Linked DNA regions of Mus musculus: all the other regions are linked to region 3. The links are chromatin loops, found by intact Hi-C in ENCODE. Cell type or tissue: left cerebral cortex. All regions are shown on one strand.

Region 1 (8,000 bases), 58 kb after region 3:
CTATATCTATATCTATATCTATATATATATATATATATATATATATATATATATATATATATATATATATATTTAGGTGGAGTTTGGGCGAGAGAAAACCCTGAAATAGTTGTCCACCAGGTTCAGGACAACTGGTATAGAGCCTTTGTTTGGAGACAGGCTTTCACAGACCTGGAAGCAGACCTTTGATTTCTTTATAAGGGAGCTGAGTGGCTGAACATCTCTGAGACCTAGTTCAGATATTTTTTTAAATGGTTGGTTAGAAAAGATAAGTCCCCAGAGCAGGACCAGACTCAAAGCGGAAGCACCTGCTATGTGTAGACATATAGGCACCAGGCTTATGCTGGACAGGATTCATTTCTTCTATTTCCAGATTAAGATTTGTTGGAAGGGGGACCATGACAAATGACAAAAGGGTCGGTTTTTCAAAAACAAGTATGAAGTCATTACAGAGGAAAAAGTAACGGTTCACAGGGAATGAGACAAGTTGTGATTCTTCATTGGCCCCAAACCACCAATTCTTCAGGGGCACACAGCAGCCCACTGAACTGGGACCACATGAAAGGGTTGAATGCAGAAGGGTGGGGGTGAGGAAGCACAATCATCTTGGCAGAATTGTTTCAAATACATTAGTGAATTTTCACTGAAAGAATGACAATATAATCAATGAGAGATTGTTAAAGTCGACAATGCAGCATTTCCAATGGGGGTGGGGGGTGGGATGTGAGATTCACTCCAAAGCAGAATAAGGAGGCGAAAGTACATTTCATTTAGGAGAAAGGGCATGGGAATCTTTTGAGAGGGTATCTTTTAGAATGTGGAGCTCTAATAGAAACCTGGCCAGTTATTTCTGATGCAATATTTAAGACAGAAACAGACTCTGTGTTGAAAGTCTAACAAAATGCTATTGAGGAAAAATTCTAAACTTTCTTTTTTTTTTTCCATTTTTTATTAGGTATTTAACTCATTTACATTTCCAATGCTATACCAAAAGTCCCCCATATCCACCCACCCCCACTCCCCTGCCCACCCACTCCCCCTTTTTGGCCCTGGTGTTCCCCTGTACTGGGGCATATAAAGTTTGCAAGTCCAATGGGCCTCTCTTTCCAGTGATGGCCGACTAGGCCATCTTTTGATATATATGCAGCTAGAGTCAAGAGCTCCGGGGTACTGGTTAGCTCATAATGTTGTTCCACCTCTAGGGTTGCAGATCCCTTTAGCTCCTTGGCTACTTTCTCTAGCTCCTCCATTGGGAGCCCTATGATCCATCCATTAGCTGACTGTGAGCATCCACTTCTGTGTTTGCTGGGCCCCGGCATAGTCTCACAAGAGACAGCTATTTTGTCATGCCTTCCTTGTGGATTCCAGATGCTAAGGCCATGCATTTTGTTAGCTTCCTTCTGTTCCTAAACAGAATAGTTATCAGATAGATCTTCCTCTGACATTAAAGATGCCCTTCTTTGTGAGCTGTCTGGTCGGATCGCCGCCGACCACACGTGACTGTCAAGCACTTGATGCATCCCTGCCATAACAGAGGAACCAGCTTGTTTTATGGTGCTCACTTTTGATCAGTGTGATATTTCAACACTGGCACAGCACACATTGATCAAAGCCAACCTCTCTCTGTCTACCCTAGGCATGCAACCTCTAGCTACCAGCATTCTGCATGGCTTGGGGTCTCTATAAGAGAGAATATCTGGTCTATGCCTTTTTGTGTCTGGCTTCCTTTGTTTGGCACACATTTCTCCAGTCCCATTCATTCTCCTTCAAATGACAGGATTTCATCTTTCTTTATGGCTGAGTATCTCTCCATTGGGTAGATATACTGCATTTTCTTTATCCACTCATCGGCTGGTGGGCATCCAGGCTGATTCTGTATCATTTCTATTGGCAATGTGTGCTGGGGTGGGAGAGCACGGTCATACAGTGGAGCTGTCTGCGTTTTCTTATGAGTTTCTTTTACTTCATATCCATGCCACATTATTTTTCATTCGAATTTGATAACAGCCATTCTAAATAGAGTGAGATGATACCTCCCTATCATTTGCATTTACATTCCCCTTAGTGGCTAATGATAGCAAGCATTCTAAAGGCATTTATTGGCCATCCATTAGGCTTCTTTGGGGGATACTGCAGTTAGATAAGAGCAAACAAGGATGGAAAAGACAAAAAGAGGCTATGAGGGTGGGTGTGTAGCTAAGGATTCTCATGAGAGGTATCCAACACAAGCCTCCTGGGCATGGAGGCTGGAGGGCTTCCTGGAGGGAATCCTGCCTAATTGAGGTGTATAGAATGAAAGGTATTTAATGGGAGAGAGAGGATTGGGAGAGAGAGCAATGCAGGCAAGAGTCCATACAGAGAAGGCACATGGGATGTTCTAAGAGCCCTAAGTAGTCAGTGAGCAGGGCAAGAGGTGAGGCAGAAAGAGGAGGACAGACAGGGACTACAGCAAGGTCTCCCTCTGCCCTGGGTTTGGACTTTGTCGTGAGATGTAGGAGGGATATTTAGTAGATGCCCACATTTTGTCCTCTGTGTGACTGGCTTCTGTTAATGTCACTATGCAGGTATGCCATTACCTTCCCAACATCCAAGGTCAGCTGCCACATCCCAGACTGTCTTGCCCCCATCCTCAGTACAGAATGCACCATCTCTCCAGTGCTGCCTGCCCTCTGCCTTCACCCACTTCCTATCAGGGTGTGGAGTCTGTGTCAGTGACTGTAGCTCTTTGGGGACAGGAGCTAGGTCAGAACACAACCTGAGACCAATATGTTCTCCCCATCACATCTGCCTCCCAGTTGGACACAATAGGACAGGGAAGGCTTGTACAATAAGACTCAGCTTTACTGCTGGGCGTAGTGGCACACACGCCTTTAATCCCAGGGAGGCAGAGGCAGGCAGATTTCTGAGTGTGAGGCCAGCCTGGTCTACAAAGTGAGCTCCAGGACAGCCAGGGCTACACAGAGAAACCCTGACTTGAAAAACCAAAAGGAAAAAAAAAAAAGGACTCAGCTTTATCCAGCAGTTTCACTGGGTAGCTTTGGGCCAGGTACCTAATTCTGTGATCCTTGATTTGTCTGATAGTAAGTAGAAACATATGTGTATATGATATCACACGTATCGCATACACATATACATACATACACATATGTATGTATGTATATGTGTATGACTGTTGAAGGAGGAAATGCCCCACCCTACTCCCACCTATAGGTGGTCACAGGCAAGTTTATCTTCTGCACCTGCTTCAAGCTGATGTCCCTAAACTGCATGTGTTCTGACCCTCAGGTGAGGTTGATAACAATGTAGGTACTCTGGCAACCCAGTAGGCTCAAGAATCTGGTAGGTGTTACAGTGGCATTCTGGGTACTTCTCATGGGCCATCTACGAGAAAAGTTAGAACTTGTAACCTGTTCTTATGGCGTCTGTAGGGGTGGAGCAGCTCCGTCCTGTAGGATCATCCAACGGTATACAAGACTGACACTAGAAGTCAGTGCATCTTGCCAATGGCTTCCAAAGGTCACAGCAAGTTCTATTTACTCCCTGATGAGAATCTCTGGGTCTCACGCAGTTGACAGGCACGTCTAGTTAGGGCCACACATTCTGAAACGCAGGGTGATTAGTTGCAGTGAAAATTGGAGACCCAACCAACTTTTAAAGAATGAAGAAACTTTACTGGGGGAAAAAAAACAGAAAACTATTGCCAAATTTCCTCCAGGATTCCTTTAATAACAGCAAAGCCCGGAGTGAGAGCACACGGAACAATCACAGAAGGGTTTTGCTGGTCCGTGGAGCTACAGCGAGCAAAATTGGAATCATTACCATCTGATTCTCAGACACCAGCATATGATTGTGTCCAATTAGGAAGAAGAAATGAAAATTTGGAGGATTTATTAGCATGGGGCAGCCTGAGGAGTTTGTAAGTCCCAGTTCACATGGAGGTAGATGAGAGACAGCAATTACAATCATTCTCTAAGCCGTGTTTGTTTTGTTCAGGTCCCCCCGGTTCTCCTGGCCACCTTTGCTAGGGACTAAATATGAGGAGTTCTGTGTGCCCTGATTTGCAGGGAGCATTTGGTAGAGATGAGAGGTATTTCATATAACCTGTAAGAAGATTTAACTCTGTAAGTAACTAACACTGCTTGTATCTGTGCCCAAAAGCATGCTGGGAATGTATCACACTGGATTAGGGAACATGAGAAGCCAGATAAAAGAAGCAGCAGTGGAAATAAGAAATAAGAGGATGCATGCTGTTGTATTTTCTTCCCACAGTCTAACTATGGCACTAAAGGAATATACCATTTTAATTAGAGATATGTGGAACCACCAAAGGAGATGGGTCAGTCCTGTGTCGAACCAAAGAACAACAGGCAGACAGATAATTCAGTCTTATTACAAAAGCAAAAAAGCAGAAAGGCAAAGTATGTGAAACTATGGATATGTTGATTTCGCTTTGCTATGGTAATTTCTGTGCATCTCTCCTTATCTTACTATCTATCGCCCATCTATAGCAGCGTACATAACTTGGATATATGTACTAAAGTTTATCTCTTTAAGGAAAGAACAATTTTACAGGAAAACACCAGGGGAAAAAAGGCAACACTTGAATAATATAGATGGGGTGCATTCACTTGGTCTCAGCCTAGCTACACTGCTGAGTTCCCATTATAAACCAGCCCTGCCAGCCTCTACCCTCACTCTGCTGCCCAGCAATCCAGCTTACCAAGAACTGGCTCTGGTGTTGGGATTTTGGATTGTATTACTCAGTCTCAAATCAAGGAGGGGGAAAAAACAGGTGTTTGGAGGAGAGTATTTTAAATGGAGCAGTCGATGGAACACGAAGAGTGAGCGTGTTCTATTTTGAACTGTCTGCCATCTGGAGAGATGGAGACTGGGGCTGTTGCTGCCAGGATGGAGAGAAGAGAGTGGTTGCCATGTTCACCTCCTACCACAGGGGCTATTTAAGCTCTAAACGTCTGTGGTGCCGGAGAGGCGTCTGAGCAGAGGTTTGCACTTGGAAACTTCAGCATCACTGTGGTGTCTGCAAATCAAGCAAAGAGGAGGACCACATTCAAGGACAGTGCAGAGGTGAGTAGCAGGAGAGAGTTCTGTGATGCTGTACCAAGGGACGGCTCAAAGAAGGGAGAAGGCTAGGCTTGTGAAGAAGTAGAAAGAAACCCGTGTTAGTATGATTATAGTATAACCTTATGAAACAGGAAAGTTAAGGAAACTGATTACAAGAAAAAAAATGGCCAACATTTTTACTTTAACCTCTAATAGAAAATAAGAAAGAGAACTGGAGGGATGGCTCCGTGGTAAAGTACCAACTGTTCATGCAAAGAACTACATTCAGATTACCAGCATCCATAGCAGACAGGACACAACTGAGTGTAACTCCAAATCCAGAGGGATCAGCCACCTCTGTCATCCACAGGCATCTGCACTCACATGTACACGCCCACACACAGATGTACACATACCCCATCCATGGGCACCTGCACTCACATGTACACGCCCACACACAGATGTACACATACCCCATCCATGGGCACCTGCACTCACATGTACACACACACACACAGATGTACACATACCCCATCCATGGGCACCTGCACTCACATGTACACACACACACACAGATATACACATACCCCATCCATGGGCACCTGCACTCACATGTACACACACACACACACACAGATGTACACATACCCCATCCATGGGCACCTGCACTCACATGTACACACACACACACAGATATACACATACACCATCCATGGGCACCTGCACTCACATGTACACACACACACACACACACAGATGTACACATACACCATCCATGGGCACCTGCACTCACATGTACACACACACACACAGATGTACACATACCCCATCCATGGGCACCTGCACTCACATGTACACACACACACACAGATATACACATACACCATCCATGGGCACCTGCACTCACATGCACACACACACACACACAGATGTACACATATATCATCTATGGGCACCTGCACTCAAGTGCACACACCCACACACAGCCATACACATACATATAATGCTTTACACATGAAAAGAAAATTTAAGAGCTACATAAGTTGATCAGGAACAATAGGAAAGTTAACTGAAGTGCCATAACGGGAAACATCTGGGCGAGGTTTGCTTAAAACTAATCTGAAGGTAAGGGCAGAACGTGAGCTGCTGGTGCAACTCTTGCAGAGAACCAGGGTTCTGTTCACAGCACCCACATTTGGCAGCTCACAACTGCGTGTACCTTCAGCTCCTGCAGATTCCACACCCTCTTCTGGCCCCCCACAAGCACCCACATGAAACTGTACAACCACACACAGAACACATGTGCATACACACCACAAAATAAGTAAGGATTTCTTAAAAATAGAAAGGCAGATATGCATGTAGAAGAGATGCTGAAGCCTGGCAGATCTCACCGTTGTCAGAGAATCTTTATATAAGGCAGAGACATGATAAAAGAAAAAAATAAAAAATAAAAGCAGCAGGGAATGATGGTTCAGGGATAAGATGATGGAAGGTAGGTCATAAGAACAAAACTTCCCGTGGGATAACTGCACAAAGATGTGAGACGTGAAAGATGCGAGGTGTGTGGTAATGGATTCAAGGTGAAGCTCTTACAGTCAGATATACTGAGGAACAATAGACTGTGGAAAGGTGGGAGGGCTGTATAAGTAGATGTAGTTTCATGATGTTTCATAAAACTCATGAAGCCGCTGTCAGAGTAGCAAGGACTCCAAGATCCCTTCTCCACGTTCCCATCTCTCCCCAACTTTTATTTTCTACTGGCTTCTATGTCTCTTACTGCTCTCGGCCCTAGGACAGTTTGCACCCCTGCTGTCTCTCAGATTTTGAGCAACTGATAACTGGTGACTCACAGTATCTCTCTGCAGCTGCCCAAAGTCAGACATTGAAGTCTGCCTCACCTAGTATATTTCCATATCCTCATCTATTGGTGTTTTTTTCTGAGCTAGCACATGTATTTGTGCAACCATAGTATCCAAGGAGGCTTGTTCTTCTGAAAAACACACACGCACATGTTTGCTCTCTCTCTCTCTCTCTCTCTCTCTCTCTCTCTCTCTCTCTCTCTCTCTCTCTCTCTCTCTCTCTCTCTCGCTTCCCCCCCCCCATCAGTTCCAGCTGCCTGGAGCTGGTCAGAGAGATCATCTTGGAGACTCTGGATTTTTGGTAGGGAAAGAATAGCGAAAGCTTACAGTCTGTGTGGCTCCGAAGAAGAACTGGATGCTCCCCTTCCCCTTCCCCTTTCCCCTTCCCCCTTCCCCTTCCCCTTTCCCCTTTCCCCTTCCCCCTTCCCCTTCCCCTTTCCCCTTCCCCTTCCCCTTCCCCCTTCCCCTTCCCCTTCCCCCTTCCCCCTTCCCCTTCCCCTTCCCCCTTCCCCCTTCCCCTTCCCCTTCCCCCTTCCCCCTTCCCCTTCCCCTTCCCCTTCCCCTTCCCCCTTTCCTTTTCTTTCTCTTTTTTTTTCTTTTTTTGAGACAGGGTTTCTCTGTATAGCTTTGGCTGTCCTGGAACTCACTCTGTAGACCAGGCTGGACTCGAACTCATAAATCTGCCTGCCTCTGCCTCCCAAGTGCTGGGGTTAAAGGCGTGCACCACCACTGCATGGCCCCCTTTCCTTTTCTAACCTGGCTACAGCTGCTTAGGGATTGCTGTTTGGCTACTGTGTTTCCACGAGGGTGTCAACTTGGGACTACATTTTTTTTTAAAGCTTGCAAACCTATAAAAAAAAGTACCCATTTTGAGACTAGGAAGTAACAGCCCAAATAAGAGAAGAAGAAGGGTTTGAGATCATGGATTTAGACCTGAATTGTACAATGCAGTAGCCACAGTAGGTGGATATTTAAGTTAAATATATGAACGAAAACATTAGTCCATTAGTTTCATCAGCCACATTTACAGGATCTATAGGTAGTGCTGGATATTATATTGAACATTATTTCTATCAT
Region 2 (8,000 bases), 220 kb before region 3:
GAAGGAGAGTGGTGTCCAAGCCATCAGAGGAGGCAAAGAAAGAGGGAAGGGGAGTCAAACCTGCTGATACCTTGACATCAGTCCTCTGGCCTCACAAACTGTGAGCCTATTACAGTTTCAGGGGGTTAAGCCTCCCAGTTTATGGAACTTGATTAAGGAAGCTCTGGGATTCTGATAGAGAGGGGTTGGGACATTTGATTTGGTTTTTCCTCTTTTCCTTCCCAAAGGACGGACTGACAAAAACATTTTGAGGATACAGTATTCTTGAGGAGAGAGCCCCAAGAATACAAGGCAGGTAAAGAAAGAGAGACAAAAGACTACAGGGAAGGGAGAAGATGGGATGCATGCGGTATGGGAATGTTCTTCAGCTCCCACAGTGCTAAGTGTAATTAGACCACAGGATCACAGCTTCTTGGAGAAAGTCTCTACCCTACCCACCCATGATTTCTGCAGCAAAGGTTAATCCTAGCCTCCGGGTCCTTGCTACAATGATCAGGATGTTACACCCCAGATTATAACTGCAGCTTAGATCAGAGCCAAGGTATTTGCAAATTGTTGGTTCATTGTAGGCCCTGGCTTTCATTTACATATGATAACCACAGACCTTAGATATCCTCAGAGGGACTTTCAAATGATCTGAGACCTGTGTCTCTTCAAAGGCCTGTATAACTAGGATGGATTTAATGGGCTATTCACCCCCATGATTCAGCATTTCCTACGTTCCAGCACTTGGAGAATTTGCTCATTAGCTTCGAGAGGCAGCTTTTTAATGGAATAAAATAAGAGGAAAAGCGGGTTGTGGTTTCAAAAGTTACTGTGATTAAAATCATATGGACAGCTGCTGTTCAGTGTAGTGTCGCCCAGTGTGAATGAAAAAGTACTCTGTCTGACAGCCACTGGGCTGTAAATTCTGTTTACTGTATAGATCTTTCTGTGCCTTTAAAGTTTCCAAAGCAGTGTGTGAATAGATAGCATTGGTAGGAAATCGATTTCTTTAAAATAATCCTAATATAAAGAGTAACTGTCTTCATTGAAGAAAATTTGGAAAATACATTTAAGCAAATATCTTTTTAAAAGCAGATAATCTCTTGAGTTTTAACATTTAGGGTGTGTATCCATCTGGTGCCTTCTTGTCTGCTCATACATATATATGCATACATTTACTAATTTGGAATCATACTGTAAATACAGTTTTCAAACTTGCTTTAGTTAACGCATCCTAACCACAATCCTATGCTAGCTATGGAGATACTCTTTCTGCCATGTGGTTATCATGATTTATTTAATTGATCTCCTTCCTCTGGAAATTTAGATTGAATTTTAGGTTTTTGCTATTAAAAAGGATTCAATGTACATTTTTCAATATGTAATTTTAAAGAAAAGAAAAGAAATGAAAAAAGCCTGAGGCTTCTAGGTTTACTTTCTGATGTAGGGAAGGACAGCCAGGGAATGGCATTGGCACCTAGGTGTAGAGGGCTGTCAGTTGCTCCACTATCCCTAAAGGGAGGCCTCTTTTGTGCACTAAATGTAAGGTCCTTGGAGGCGGTCATTGCCTGATCTTTAGTTGGTCAACTTTAGCAGGCAGTTCATACAAGCAGAACAGCCTTTGGTAATGGCAGCATGGAAAATGGACCTAAGTGCTCAGTGCAATTAGCAAGAGGTGCAATCTGAGGGGGTGGTACTCAGACATTGTGCTGGTTCCTCCCTGAGGAGCTGGGGCTGTGTGACTCACAGCAGAAGGGGGTGCACTTGGGTGCTTCTGCTCCCCCCGCCCCCTTCTCCATCCTCTCAAGACTGAAAATTCATAAGCTGTTCTCAGTGACAGTTGTGCAAAATGAAAAGCTCTGTGAATGTGTGGAGAATAGATTATCCTGACTGCTGTTAAGCGTTTGACAAATTGGGAGTTTTGTCATACATCAAAGAACAATAGAGGGAGAATAAGGAACGATGTGCATCATATAAATACAACATACCTGATGGCTCCTGGCACCATTTATCTTCCTGGGGGGTGGGGCTGAGGAGGACTACAGGGAGGCAAGTGGGAAGAGGGAGGTCACTGGCCCCAGGAGGCTTTGAAAACCAACCCATGATCAAGATCAAGGACTATGTCTCTGGATATCCCAGGCCATTTAGGGGTTTTTCTCATTGTGATTTCTTAAACTATGAATTATGGGGAGAAATTTCCTGAATCTGAAAGGGAAGGGGGTCTGTGAAGCTACTGGTCCATCAAGCAAGAGTCTTGTGTCCTCTAGAATGTAGAGGACGTGGAGAATTAGCTGCTTAGAGTCTGGTAGAGCTCTGTCTAGCAATAAATACAATGGGAAGGTAGGTGCCGGAACAACAGCTCTGTTTCTGTTTTTCTCTCCCAGCCACAGCTTCTACCACCCTTAGCAGAGGGATGCCAAGCTCCAAGTGGGGGCAGTTTGGTTCAGTCTTGGGGCGCAAAAGAGCTTGCATAGACTATACAATGGCTTCCACTGTAGATGGAAGCCCTGGCCCTTATATACAACACAAAGAGAAACATGCAGAGAAGGCTAGAGGTAGCAAACTTTCCTGAAGGTTTGTAGGAGAAGGTAAGAAGGCCTTAACAGTGCATCTTCACATCCCTTTAGCAATGGGGTATTGAAGGTGTGGACAGCCTTTGGCAGACATGTGCAGACCTCTTCATGCCTGGGATGTTGGTGTGCATTATAGCAAGAACCAATAGAGTTTACTTATGGGAATTGTGAAAAGGCTATAAATCTCATTGCAGTGATGATCCCACAACTCTATGAATATACTAAAATGCATTTATATAATTCCAAAGGTTGAATTATATGACATGTGTATTATGTTTCTGTTAAGCCACTATTCTTCCCAACCCAAGGAAAGGAGACAGAGAGTATCTGGCACACAGCGGGGGAACATATTTATATAGACTTGAGTTTTTTCCCATCTCACAGATGCCTATGGAAAAGGTTGACAAGCCCTCAGCTCCCAGCTTTCCAAGTTCAAGTCTTTAGAGTCTGCTCCTTAAAATGTTGTCTGCTTTCCAAAAGCAGACACCCAGCCTTCATTTAAACCCAAGGAGCTTACTATGATGACATTCTTAGTCAGATAATTATGCTCCAAAAACTCCAGGGTGTGAGCTAACAGCCCAGTTTCCATCAATTCAAATCTTTCCCCATGTCTTGAGAGATCATTCTTATATATTTGAGTGTCTATGTTGAGTCTGTATACCATATTGCAGAAGAATTTGCTGGAAGGGAAAAAATGGTGGTAGAAAAGAAGTCTTTGTGCTGTCTAACGCAGATTTTCTTGTAGTAATTGAAGCCTGCTTCCCACTGCCTGTCTGAATTCTGGCATCTGCTGAGGCTTAGATGCCTGGAGTCAAATGGAATAAGTGCCTCTTTGGAGAGCAGCTCCTGGAGGCCACTGAGTTTTTGTCACATGTCAGTGGCATCTGCATATGGATGTGAAATGTATATTTTAAAATGTGCACACACTTGACTGCACCCATGTCCTGTTCCAAATGTGTTTATCCAGTTGCCCATCACAGATCCATCCTGAAGGTTTGGGGGATTAGGGGCTGGCTGACCAATTCACCTTTGTCTCCCAGCCCATAGCCTTCCAGAGCATTGAATGCCCCCAGTCACCTTTGTGACTTCCTCCTCCTCCCTGGAATAACAAGGCTAAAGGATTGAGCTTCATGGTTGGTTACCTGGGAGATGGATTTGTTACCTTGGTAGAAGAAAACTGGAAGCCACAGCTACTACTGCAGCCAGCAAGGAAATAGCAAGGGGTGAGCGTAGAGTTTGGAGTCAGCCGACTTGTTTTTGAGTACTGGTTGAGGCATTTAGCAGCCATGTGAAATTGAGTATATCAAGACACTTCTCTTGGTCTCACACATAAAGATAAAGTCTTAGATTTCCTGTGGATGCCAGATCTATGCTTTAAAAATATTGAAAGTGATGTGTTCCACAGTCCCCTTAATGAGCATGTCTTAATGATCTAAAGACCTCCCCTGGTCTCCACCTTGTAAGGATCCCGACAACTTCCAGAAGTCCCACCCTGAAGATTAGGCCTTTAACACATGCATATTTGACGAACACTCAAGATCCAAACTGTAGCCCCAGCCCCATAGGAAACCCTGAAATCTTTCCCAATAGAAAGTTGAAAACATTGACAACCCCCCAACCCCCTACAACTTATCCCACTGTGGAAGAGCCTTTGCCCCCCTCCATGGAGTTGGGCAGGCTGTGACTCTTCCTCCCTATGGAGAAAAGTCAGAACAATGTTTTCAAAAGGTTTTCTCCTAACACTCTCTGTTCCCATGGTGCTCTTTTTCAGAATTACCCTCTAGGCAGTGAAAAGTACACATCACATGACAAGACACATGTCTGTGCTCTAAGTGACAGTCCCAGCCCAGCTGACCTTCAGCCATGCTAACCCAAGCACAAGACACATGAGGGAAAAAGACATATTAGAAATTCATTCTTCTAGTCCCAGTTTCCCCCACCCTCGAATAGAAATCCTTGTCACCCTGAACATCCCAGTCTTCCCAGTTGACATCCCAGGCACTATAGAGTGGAAGAAAACATCCATGCCAGACCTTCCTGGTACCCTGAACTAGTGATCTCTTATCTGTTGCTTTTAGAATTGTTAGGCATTAAATTTGTGTATCCACCCACCGCCAATTTCCATGTGGTTGGACCTTTAGGGAGAAATAGATTTAAAAGAGATCATGAAAGTGGGACCTCTAGGATGGGATTAGCATCTTTCTAAACATGAAAATATGTCAGAGCCAAGTGCCCCACCCGTCTCTCTCTCTCTACACATACCAAGGGCATGCCATGAGAGCGCATAGCAAGAAAGTAGTTGTCTGCAAGTCAGGAAGACCAATCAGCTTTATCCTGCTGATGCCTTGCTCTTAAACTTCCAGCCTCTAAAATGATTAGAAAATAAACATGTACTATTTAAAGCACCCAGGGTATGGTATTTCATTATAACAGTCAAATGTACTTCTCTGTAGCACAAGAGATGTGGAATTACCTAGATTGGCCTCTGATGTTTGCTATTTGGGTCCTTGGTCATCATAGAGGTAGTCTCCAGGGTATAAATTCATCATAGCAAATTCTCTCCAGGAGAGAAATGTGTTTCAAACAGGCATTCTCTGGCAGAGTGGGTTTGGCTTCTCTTTCTTCCCAGTGCCCACTGTGATAGGATAAGAATTGGGCTGAGTGAATGGACAGCTGGCATGTGGGGGATGGGCAGATGGAGTGGATATACACTTGCACATTTATGGGTGTGAGTGGTAGGAGTCCATAGAAAGTTCAGGAATAGAGGTACACAGCTCCTCTGGAAAGACTTACCCAGTGTTCTTCTGCCTTGTTCACCCTGAGCCATATGAGCAGTTCAGTCTTGCTTATCCTCAGTAAGTCTCCTTCCTCCCACCCTGCATCAAACCAGAGCTATTATCCAAGGACAATAGGGTTCTGTGGTGTTTCTCATTCTGCAGCAGAGAAGCAAAGCTGACAACATGGTATTTATATCACACTCTGGCTTTCCAGAGGCCTCACATCCACTAATGAATTAATTCTTCCTAACAACAGTGCCTTTATTAGGGTGGCATCGCACTGTGTTCATCAGACAAGGGCACTGAAGCAGTGGCTGAAACTGCTCCTGATGCGTGAGATGCCCAGCTGTGGCCACTACGGGGTCATATGAGGCGTGTTGTGCGGATACAGAAAATGGGACAAGGAACTTGGATCTGGATGTGAGCAAAGCCTGTGGTTACTCCTTGGGAAGATGAATTTGAGTTTAGAGTCTTCATTTTCCTCATCTGTAAAACTAGGAGAGCAAGAAACTAGACAACATGTGGATTCTTTGTGAAGATTTGGAAACACATGGGGGGGATTTTGTGAGCCGTGACACATGCATAGGAATACTGTGGCTGAGGGTGCAGGAGGGTGCTGCATTGTATGGAGGGTGAAGTTCAGAGAACAGAGTAAGAACCCTCAAAATTTCCTGGAAGATTAACATCTATAAACTTCTCTGACTCTAGGCCATTCAGATTTTCTTTCCCTAACGTCTAAGCTCTACGGAATCTATCTGTTCCCCAGCACCAATTAACTCCTGATGCTCTTTACTCTCATATGCTGGCTTTCATGTTCCATTCATCTGTCTGTCCATCCTTCCATCAATCCATCCATCCATCCATCCATCCATCCATCCATCCATCCATCCATTCACCCATCCACCCACCCATCCACCTATTCATCCATCTATACATACATACATTTAACTTTATTTTTGTGTATGTGGAAAATATTTTATTTTACTAAGAATGGGAATTATCATTGATGGGTGATAAAGATTTCAATGTGTTGATCTGTAGAGCTTGGCCCACAGGTTCTGAATCTTGGATTCCACACTCTCTACTCCCAATGTTTGAAATGCATTTGTGTCAGCTTGTGATGGTCAATCCTTATTGTTAACTTGACTGGAGACCCACCTCTGAATGCTTTTGTGAATGTGTTGCTAGAGATACTTACTGGAGGCAGGAAGACCCTCACTGAGTGTGGTTGCCATCGCCAAGTGGGTGGGGTTCTCAAGTGAATAGAAAGGGGGAAAGAAAGCCAAAATTAACTCCACCAGTCATCCTGTTCTACTTCCTGACTGCAGATAGAATGTGACCAGCTTCCTCATACTTCTCCTGCTACAACCAGTGTCCCTAGGACCACCATGCCTTCCCTGCCATGATTGACTGCATTCTCAATCCGAAAATCAAAGTCATCCCTTAAAATGGCTCTTGTTAGGTGTTTTGTCAAGGCAAGAGAGAAGTACTTAAGCTTTTTCTCATGACTGGTGGCTCAACCATAGCTCCTCTTCTAACATCAAATCTTTACATAAGAAGCTCCTTATATCCTCTTTGTACCTAGCACCCATGGTTATGGTCATTGTAATAAAATATGCAAACACAATTATGACCTTCTTGACTATTTCTCTATGTATAGCTTAATGGCATAGAGAACATTCATAATGAGGTATAGTCATTGGCAACAACCATTCCACAACTCTCTTCACTTAACTTCAAATCTCTGCCAACCACCGTTTCTCCTAACTATGGTTTTTCACTATTCTAGGTACCTCATGTCAGTGGAACTGTGGAGTCCTTCCTTTCTGAAACTAGCTTGTTTAACTTAGCATAATGCCTTCAAGGTTAACCTGTGTTACTGTGTATTTTAGAATTCCCATCCCTTTTAAGCTCATTGAATATATGGGTTACATCTTGCTTTCCATTCATCTCTCTGATGACACCCAAGGTTGCTTCCAGTTTAGTTATTGTAGATAATTCTTTTGTGAATGTAGGTATGTTCAGGGATTACTTTTTACTCCAAATGGATAGCTTTGTCTGATGGATATCTGTGGCAGCTGATCACAGTGCTTCTCTGTGATAGGCACTGTTAAGGCAGAAATGACTACAGTTGCAATTGTTAAGCAACCATGTGTGTATGACAGATACTTCCATAATGCCTGGGGAGAAGGGAGAAAGGCAAAGGAGCAGGATTCCAGCTCAGATTTCTCCGTCCCGAGCTACTTGCTTACCTGTTTTGTGTCTTATTTTTGTTACTTACAAAAGTAGGATTGCGTTTTCAATTTCATCTGCTCATTGCCTATCTGTTGCATGTACAGTTCAATGAGAGGAGAGAGTGAATGTATTTCATCAAACAAAAGGCATTAAACTACTGACAGTTGTCATTCCCCCAAGGGCCTGACATGTAACACATGCCAACAGATGCTGTTTGAATTCATGAGTGTTTGCTTAAATCTGCAAGTAGCAGACTTTGTTTTTAGTTCTGGTTCTCTTGGCCTCAGACTGGCTTTGTTGTGGATCCTGCTTTGTAGGGATGGGCCTATTGTGCCAGCCCTGTTAAAACAAATAAGTATACACAGCTCCCTGTGAGACTGCATGACCCAAGAGAACAATGGCGTTGATGTTCAAATGAAATAGGCCTCTC
Region 3 (8,000 bases):
GCAGTTGTTTCTCCATATGATGTATTCTGGAAGAGGAGGGGAAAGTAGGGGAAGCAGGGAGTCACTACTAATACTAAGGGGCATTTGATGGGTCACACAGAAACCTATTACTATAGAAGCTTCCTAAACTATATACTATACTTATATGAAAGAAATCAAAATGGAGTCACCAAATAATAAGAGAGATAAGGCCCCAACTAGACATCTCCCATCACCAAATGAAACATCCAGTGCCAGAAATGGGTTAAATTTACTTGAGTTGTTGGCAAAAAGGGACTCTTGGAAACCCCTGAACAACTCAGGCTGCCCTGAAGAACTTGCCAAGGCTGTTGATTGTTCTCTACAAGCTGATGGTAAGGCCCCAATCGCTGAAGATAACACTCCCATATCTTATTGGACATGGAAAATTCCTGATGGTGCCTAACTAGAGCCTTCACCCATTTTTGGCTGTTCACATTTGCTCACACACTCTGGAAGCAGAGGATGGACAGAAAGTAGAAACAGGCTATAAAGCTTCAAGAACTACCCTCTGTGACTCACTTCCTCTAGCAAGGTCCCATCTCCCAAAGGCTCTGCAACCTCCCTAAACAATGCCATCAGCTGGGGATCAAGTACTCAAACACATCAACTTATGGGAGCATTTCATGTTGAAAACAACAACCTTTATATGCATATTCATTTTTATTCCATCTACAAAGTGTAAATATGATAATGCTTTTTAACTGCTAAAAAGATTAAAATCTCACGCTCAGCTGAATTTACCAAATTTTCTTCCTATTTGCAATAATTTTTGGCTCTTGTGCTCTTACATATATTATCCTAGTTATGTATTACAAATGTGTTCTTCATCCCCCATGGCTGAAAGTTTCTTGTTACTTTAGATCTTTCACATAAAGAACTGTTAAGTCCAGAGACATTCTTCAAGCCATGGAGAAGAGACTTGCTGTTCTAAGAAGTTGAACCCTGAGGTCCCCCCAAAGTGTTATCCAAAGTCATAACTCTTGAATTTGATGGACATGGCCACTCTCTAACAGGCCAAATACTTGTAAGTAAGTTCACTATGATTGAATTGTTTTCTATGAAACTATCAACCTAGCTCACTTAACATGGGCCCCAAATGGAAATCACAACAACAGTAACAACAAAAAACAGTTCCTGTTTTCTAAGAATAGTTGATTGAGTGTTGACAGGTGTGTGAAGGTTAGTTCTTCATTCAGTGCAAGGACCTGAGTTCTTTCTGGCATCTTCTTGATTTCTCAGGGAATTTCAGTGCTTGGCAGGATCTGATGGGATATCTCTAAGTGAGAAAGAGTGATGGATTTCATATGTGTCTTTTGAGCCAGGATAGAAGTCAGATGACCCTTTCCACCTGTGTTCCAGTAGCCATGAATCATGCATATGGCCATGGCTGAGGGAAGAACTTTGTCTAAAAATATGCCCAGAACAACTGTGTTCAGTGAATACTAGTCACCCTCTGTTGGTAGAGTTAGGTAGCGAATAGCTCTAAGTTTGAATAAAGAGGATATAGCCCACATGAACCCAGATCAGGATGGGGCTCCAAAGTGGGTTTTGATACTGAGATAAAATCCCAGATGGCTTGGAATGATGAAGAGGTGGGCTCCTATCCAAAAGGACATGCACAGTCTAGTATGGCTATAGGCACCAGAGGCAATAGAATGACTCCCTATGTCAAATGATGAAAACAGGTTGCCTGTACCAATAGGGCATTTAGATGGGCTAAATCTGAGGCAAGATAAAAACCTGGTTCTCAGACATAAGCAATTCTTTAAAGGACTCTGTAGACCTGATAACTATTGATCACTGTAATCACAAAGTACCTGGTATATTTGCATACTGATGGGGTTGGGGCTCAATAAAAAGCAATGGACTTCTCTAAAACTAAAATTTAACACCAAATGTCTTAATCAATATATCACCAAAAAACTTCAATTACAACCCATGAAACCTAGAACCCACGTTCCACCTTCTATGAAGCTCTTGAGAAAAATGTGTATCTGTGGCACCATAAAAAATTTAAAGTCCAACTTTTAAAACTCACTTGCTTACACAACCAACCACTTTAGAACAACTTAGAATTGTAAAAATAGAAAAACAGGTAGGTAATTAATACTTGTTCGTGATAAAATATCAAAAAAATAATTGAAATAATTTATAATGTGATTCACATGTCAAGACTGCAGATTTATGCAACAAAATAAGTATCATGTAATATAAGTCACATATAACAAAATTTTGTGTCACGTGTGACTGAAACTATGAAAGACCGGGAAGGGGAGAGTAAATGAGGCAAGGGGCTACCACAGGAGGATATATGGAGTTGCTACTCCAGAGCAATCAAACTAGGACTTTTTTCCTCTTCTTAGATATGCTTCCTAAATTCTGCATCATATACTTAATAATGAGACAAACATGTTAAAATTGCATCACTGTCATATCCAAGTATTTTCATATTTTTTGGATTCACATGATGAAGCCATATTTCAAATACCCCCACACTTGGGAGTAATAGAGAAACACGTACATACATGCCCATGTACACCACAGCCCTCCAGAGCCAAAGCAGAGGCACCATTTGTAACAGATGGCGAGAAATCACAGAGGTTTCTGAGATTAAATGGCCTCTAACCCACAGCACAGTTCATTCACACGTTTGCATTGTTAGAAACAAGATTTGTGAGTCCCCTTTTTTCTTGTGTGCCTGAACCCCACCATTTCATGGATGCTGTATATAATTGGATATAGGTCATTGGGTCAGACTAGATCCTGCTCTGAACTGGGTTAATACTGGAGTCTTTGGCTCTTTCACACAGTTTCCCTTTTACTGTTTGTAATGCTTTATCTTCCAGAGGCAAACGGGACATCTTTCTGAAAATGAGCATGTAAATCTCTGCATTTCTCACAAATATGTTGGTTGCCTGCTTGTCTCCAGCCTCTTGGGCCCAATTAGCTGAAAACAGACCCTCATCTGTTTTGTCCCAGGCATGGATGGTTCCAAATAATAGAAACCCATCCACCTGGCTTAATCAAGAGAGAAAGATTTGCTGGAAAGCATGGGATGAATCCCAAGTCTCAAATCAGGGAGGCTGTGGGAAAAGCAGCACTAACCTGAGAAACTGAGACGTCGACCTCACCTTTCTTTCTGTCCCCTTCATGCTCCCTCTGCCTTCTCTGTTACCCTGTTTCATTCAGTCCCTAGTCCAGTCCTCTTTTCTCTGGCTCCTATGCTATGTCTACTTTACCTGGACTACTGTAACATTCTGCATCCCATCCTCTTGTAATTGTTCTTAGCCTGTTTGGAGTGAGATCACCAGACATCACAAAGGATATGGCTATCCCAAGACAAAACGTGTGTTCACCAGCTTTGACACTGACAGCGTGCTGCCTGGCCCCCTCAGCCACTCTCCTTTAAGACAGTGCTGGGCATGAGCGTTATAGCGTGTGAGCACTACAATAGTAGTACTCACTGCTATTGTTTAAAGGGTTAGGGTTTGGTGAGACTTGTCTATGTTCCTGTGTGGTATTTGATCCAGCTGACTCTCATTGCTGCCTTTGTATTATCTATGTGTGTGCGTGTATGCAGATGGTTCTCTTACCTACAAAACAGAGTGTAGAAATAATAGATTCTCTTTACGTGATCTCTACTATAGTAAAACGGATTGGGAGAAACATTTCAAAAACAACTTCTCGCTGTATAAATATTACACTCTTACCACTTTTCCCCCTTCCCAGGCTTCTTACCACCCTGCCAGGGTTTACACCAAGTGTTGGCTTGGTTCTGCTGAACTATCAGGGAGCGTTCGGAAGTGATGGTATTCAGGATGGGGAGATAGAGGAAGAAATCATTAAGTTCCTGGGAAATTAAACCTATGATACATTAAAATGCCAAGCCTGATAATGTTTTTAAATAAAGGTTAATTTACTTAGTATTTTAACATTTATATTTGAGTTATTCTAAGCTGAAATGTGAGTCAGCCAATCTGCTTTTCTAAACTTCTGCTCTTAGATTCCTGTCCTGATAAAAAGTAGATACTATGCTTCTGAGCCAGAAAGTGGTGGTGGTGAGGTATCTTAAGCTTCGCCATCTCCCTCACATCCCACATCCACCTCCTTACCAAATACCCCTTATAGCTTCATCTGTTAAGCCTTGCCTCAACTACAGAAATAGCCCAGCATAGTGCTACCAACTCTACCTGCTCAAAATCCCTTCATGGTTTTCTTCTCTCTTGGGCTTGACTAGTGTGACTTTCCAGGCACCTTCTTCTGTTCCCATCCTTGATCATGTCAGCATCCTTGTCGTACCCTTAATACACCGTAAAAATCTAGTTTTGGCCCTTGCAATCACCATTTCTTTATAGAGATACCCTCTTCTACATTCTTTCTGCCTTTTCCAGTATCCCTTATCCAATAATATTTGGTCCCTTGATGTTGTATTTTTGAACTCACTCTGAAAGGGGTAGTCCTGTCATTATCTGGCTTCTCATCTTGTGAATATCTTTCTGAAATCCTTCTCAAACACAGCAGGGATTTAAATACCATCTGCTCTTCTGGCAGAACACCTTGAAGGCAGAAATTGTAGCAGTCACAATTGTAGCCTTAGAATCTTGCACAGGACCAGGAAAAGGGGACTCTGATTAAAAAAAAAACTTGAATAAATGAATCAACCAATCAGTCATGTGTTTCCGTCTAGATCCATTCTTACTAGGGAGAGGGAAGCCATATATGAGTCCCATATGGTTGGAGTGATATATGCAAATCAAAGTCCAGCATTTTGCTAAGATGCCAGCGATCTGTTGTACTCTGCCCTGTAGTCTCATTAATAAAGAGAGCATAGAGTCCAACCCAAGATATGCTGTAGATATGACTCTGACTAAAGATAGAGACATGACATACTTTCAGACCCCATTGTAGGTTGATATGCAACTGGATGGTGGACACATTCCAAAGTGAGCAGGGACTGTTTTCTTGACTGTCTGTAATGACCATCTGGATTCAATTGTTAATGTTCAATCCTATTTGTTGCTAAGGCAACCCAGTTATAGGCTATCCTCACTTTACCAAAGGTGATATTGCCAGAGTCATCTTATAAGTCAGATTTGGAAAGACACAATATATTTTCCTAGGTGAAAAGTGATGTTAATGGTGACTAGAACCTAGAGAATTGCATTTAACTCATATTGTTGCAATACTTGTGCAAAATGAGTCAGTAAATATATCCCATGCTGCCCAGCTCACAGCAATATTTTGGAACAATCTGGTCATGAGAGGAAAATCAGCCTCTTTCCAATATTCTCCAAAACTGGTTTGAGCCTCAGGATATCCTGTGTTTAGACTGTAATTTTCCCAAAGTTGTTTGAATGCCTGGCTTATCCTGGAAGAGTTTATTAGGATCCATCATTCTAGTCATATGCACATCAAAATAAGGATCTTTTGTGGGCTCCAGAAATATGTGGACTTAAAAAGACCCCACCCTGGTGATTCCAGCATTCTTTGTGTATTATTACCTAAACCTCTTCAATAGCTCTCCCGTTGACCCCTCCCCACTTCCTCAGCACTGGGGATGCCTTCCTACAAAACTGTCAAGTTCAAAGTCACAGTTCTATAGGAAGTTACCTTATAGGGTACCATAATTCCAACTGATACAGTTCTGATCATGGTATACTTGGAAGATGTTGAGGAGTAGACTTGATTTGCTGATGCTCACAGGAACAGGCTCTTCCATCTCTACTAAGGGAGAAGGCTGACAACCCAAACACAGAGATCAACGCTGCCATGGTTACAAGCTCCATTATCAACATCATGGGATTCGTTTAAAAAATAACTAAAATAGCCCTGTTTCTTGTTCTTATTACATTTGGACAGAGGCATGTGTCTCAAAGGCAATCTACATATAAGACACTCCATCCTATTGGTGGGATGCCTCCCCAGATACTAGGAAAGTCCGTACTATATCACTGCTCTGACCATCTTGATTTTTATAATAAACTACAATGATAGAGTAATGAACCACTGTGCATGACTACGTCCTAGTGAAGCCATATCATCAGACCCCAGAAAACTCAGACAAATCTTAAAGAGGAACCTAATTTAGGTTCAAAACAGGATCCTGAGAAGGCAGTTTTCAATGAGATAAACATAGTTAATAATTGACTGCAGTAGTTATCAAGTACTCTGCTAGATTTTGCAGAGCGTTATAATAAAGGTTCTCATGCCCCACTATCACTCTTGCAAGCAAGAGAGAGAGAGAGAGAGAGAAAGAGAGAGAGAGAGAGAGAGAGAGAGAGAGAGAGAGAGAGAGAGAATGAGAATGTATCTTTCTCCATTCCTTTAAGTCTTTGCTGACATAGGGATTCTTTGACCCACAGAACAGGACAGAAATGATGCTATGAAGGTCTAGAAGCTAGGTCTTAAAATGCCTCTTTTTACCTTGTTGATCCCTGGGGTCATTTTTTAGAGAACCTGAGTCTTTTCTTCTAAAACATTGGGTTTGTCAAAGCTTCCTAAGGAACATTCCAAGTAGGAGTGAGGCTGTCTCAGAACCTCCAGCCTCAGGCGAGCCTTCAGGTGACAGGTATCTGAATGATCCCAAGCAATTCCAGCGCAATAGCCTATGCAGCTGATTTCCAGGATGATAAATTACTATCATTTTAAGCCACTAAGTATTAGAGTACTGATTGATAATCTGATTTGGTCTCATATTAAAATACATAAATGGAAAATTATCACCCATGATCTTTCTGTGCAGGCATAATTATTATTATTAAAGTTGACTTTCTTCCAGAATTTTAATATTCAAATCAAGACATATGCAAAGAGGCTTTGTTCTTGTTGACATGCTATTGGAATTCTGCTGTACATGCTATCTGAAAACCTGTATTTTTCTTGTAATAATATACTCATCACTTTCATGTCTCATAAATAATCTTTCACATCATTTTAATGACTACATAATACTCCATCATTGTAGTATATATAATTTACTTAACCAGTGCCTGTGACTGGGTCATTTTGACTGTTATACTTAACACTGTAATGCCATAAATCTTTGTACAGATAAATGATAATCTTTTGTAATACATTATGGGTATAGCTGCTTAAGGGTTTTGTTTTAGTATAAAGTAAACAAAACATCTTAATTTTACTTCATTTTATCCATGAGTTTAATGAGAGTCTTACATGTCTGTTGGCTATTTGTTTATCTAGTGTTTTATTAAGAAATGGCCCTTGTGTATGTTTATTCAATTTTTAAACAATTTGTTATGTAACACACACACACACACACACACACTATGGAAGGATATCACAGAACATTAGATAAAAGTGGGTCACTCTCAATTCTTTTCTAGCTACTGGGCACTAAGTATATTACCTACATTTTTCAAGCCTTATTTCTCTTATGTGGGGAGCGAGTATCTATTTCCTTACATTGTGATTTTGGTGATTTAAGAAGTGTTCAACAATATAAGTTATAGAGACTAAGTGTCTAATAAATACTGTTTTTATACGTGTTTGCCTTACAAAAACCAGGCCATATTATATTGCATTTTTGAAAGGATTTATGTAATTTATGTATATGTGTCAGTGTGCAGATATGTGCATATTAGCCCATGGAGGCCAGGAGTATATGGGATGGGATTTGTTTTACCCTTTGGAAGCAGTTCCCTGCCTGGTAATGAGAGGCTCTTAGAAGATGAGGGGATGCTGTCCTATTCCAATGTGGTGTGAGGGAGGTTGTGGTACCTGTCTCATGAGGAGGGCAGCCTGCTTAAGAGAGCACAAGGAAATCTAGGTCCATAATAATGTATCTATGTATATGGGGTACTCAAGACATGGTGGTTGCATGAGTAGAGGCCAAAGGACATTAGAAAGTTCCTGGACTTGGTGGCAGGTATCTTTACCAACCGAGCTACTTTGTCAACCTCATTTTTAAAACATTAGCATGAATTGTTGCATGGTGACTTATGCTTGTAATAAGAGCACTT

What was found. Peaks named below come from ENCODE experiments on the same cell type or tissue, not always from the same donor. Only the 100,000 strongest peaks of a DNase experiment are listed, where the experiment ranks them.
Region 1: it touches region 3 in a loop (4-fold over the local background); 3 of 42 quality-filtered maps call a loop at or near these places.
Region 2: a loop joins it to region 3, with 25 times the contacts of the local background. A loop is called at or near these places in 2 of 42 quality-filtered maps.

Annotation. Positions count from the first base shown.
Region 1 is chr2:161,797,045-161,805,044 of GRCm38, reverse strand. All of the region lies in intron 11 of Ptprt (protein tyrosine phosphatase, receptor type, T), which reads left to right. Among named protein-coding and RNA genes, the nearest start is that of Gm35374, 410 kb to the right of the region's middle. In left cerebral cortex, a CTCF peak has its summit at 4,949; DNase peaks (open chromatin) are centred at 4,202, 4,883 and 6,887; H3K27ac peaks cover 2,374 bases.
Region 2 is chr2:162,076,319-162,084,318 of GRCm38, reverse strand. All of the region lies in intron 7 of Ptprt (protein tyrosine phosphatase, receptor type, T), which reads left to right. Among named protein-coding and RNA genes, the nearest start is that of Ptprtos, 310 kb to the left of the region's middle. In left cerebral cortex, no CTCF peak of the experiment used is centred here; DNase peaks (open chromatin) are centred at 3,045, 3,291, 5,259, 5,559 and 3 more places; H3K27ac peaks cover 2,451 bases.
Region 3 is chr2:161,855,113-161,863,112 of GRCm38, reverse strand. All of the region lies in intron 9 of Ptprt (protein tyrosine phosphatase, receptor type, T), which reads left to right. Among named protein-coding and RNA genes, the nearest start is that of Gm35374, 470 kb to the right of the region's middle. In left cerebral cortex, a CTCF peak has its summit at 1,474; DNase peaks (open chromatin) are centred at 3,431, 3,774, 4,118 and 4,536; H3K27ac peaks cover 1,276 bases.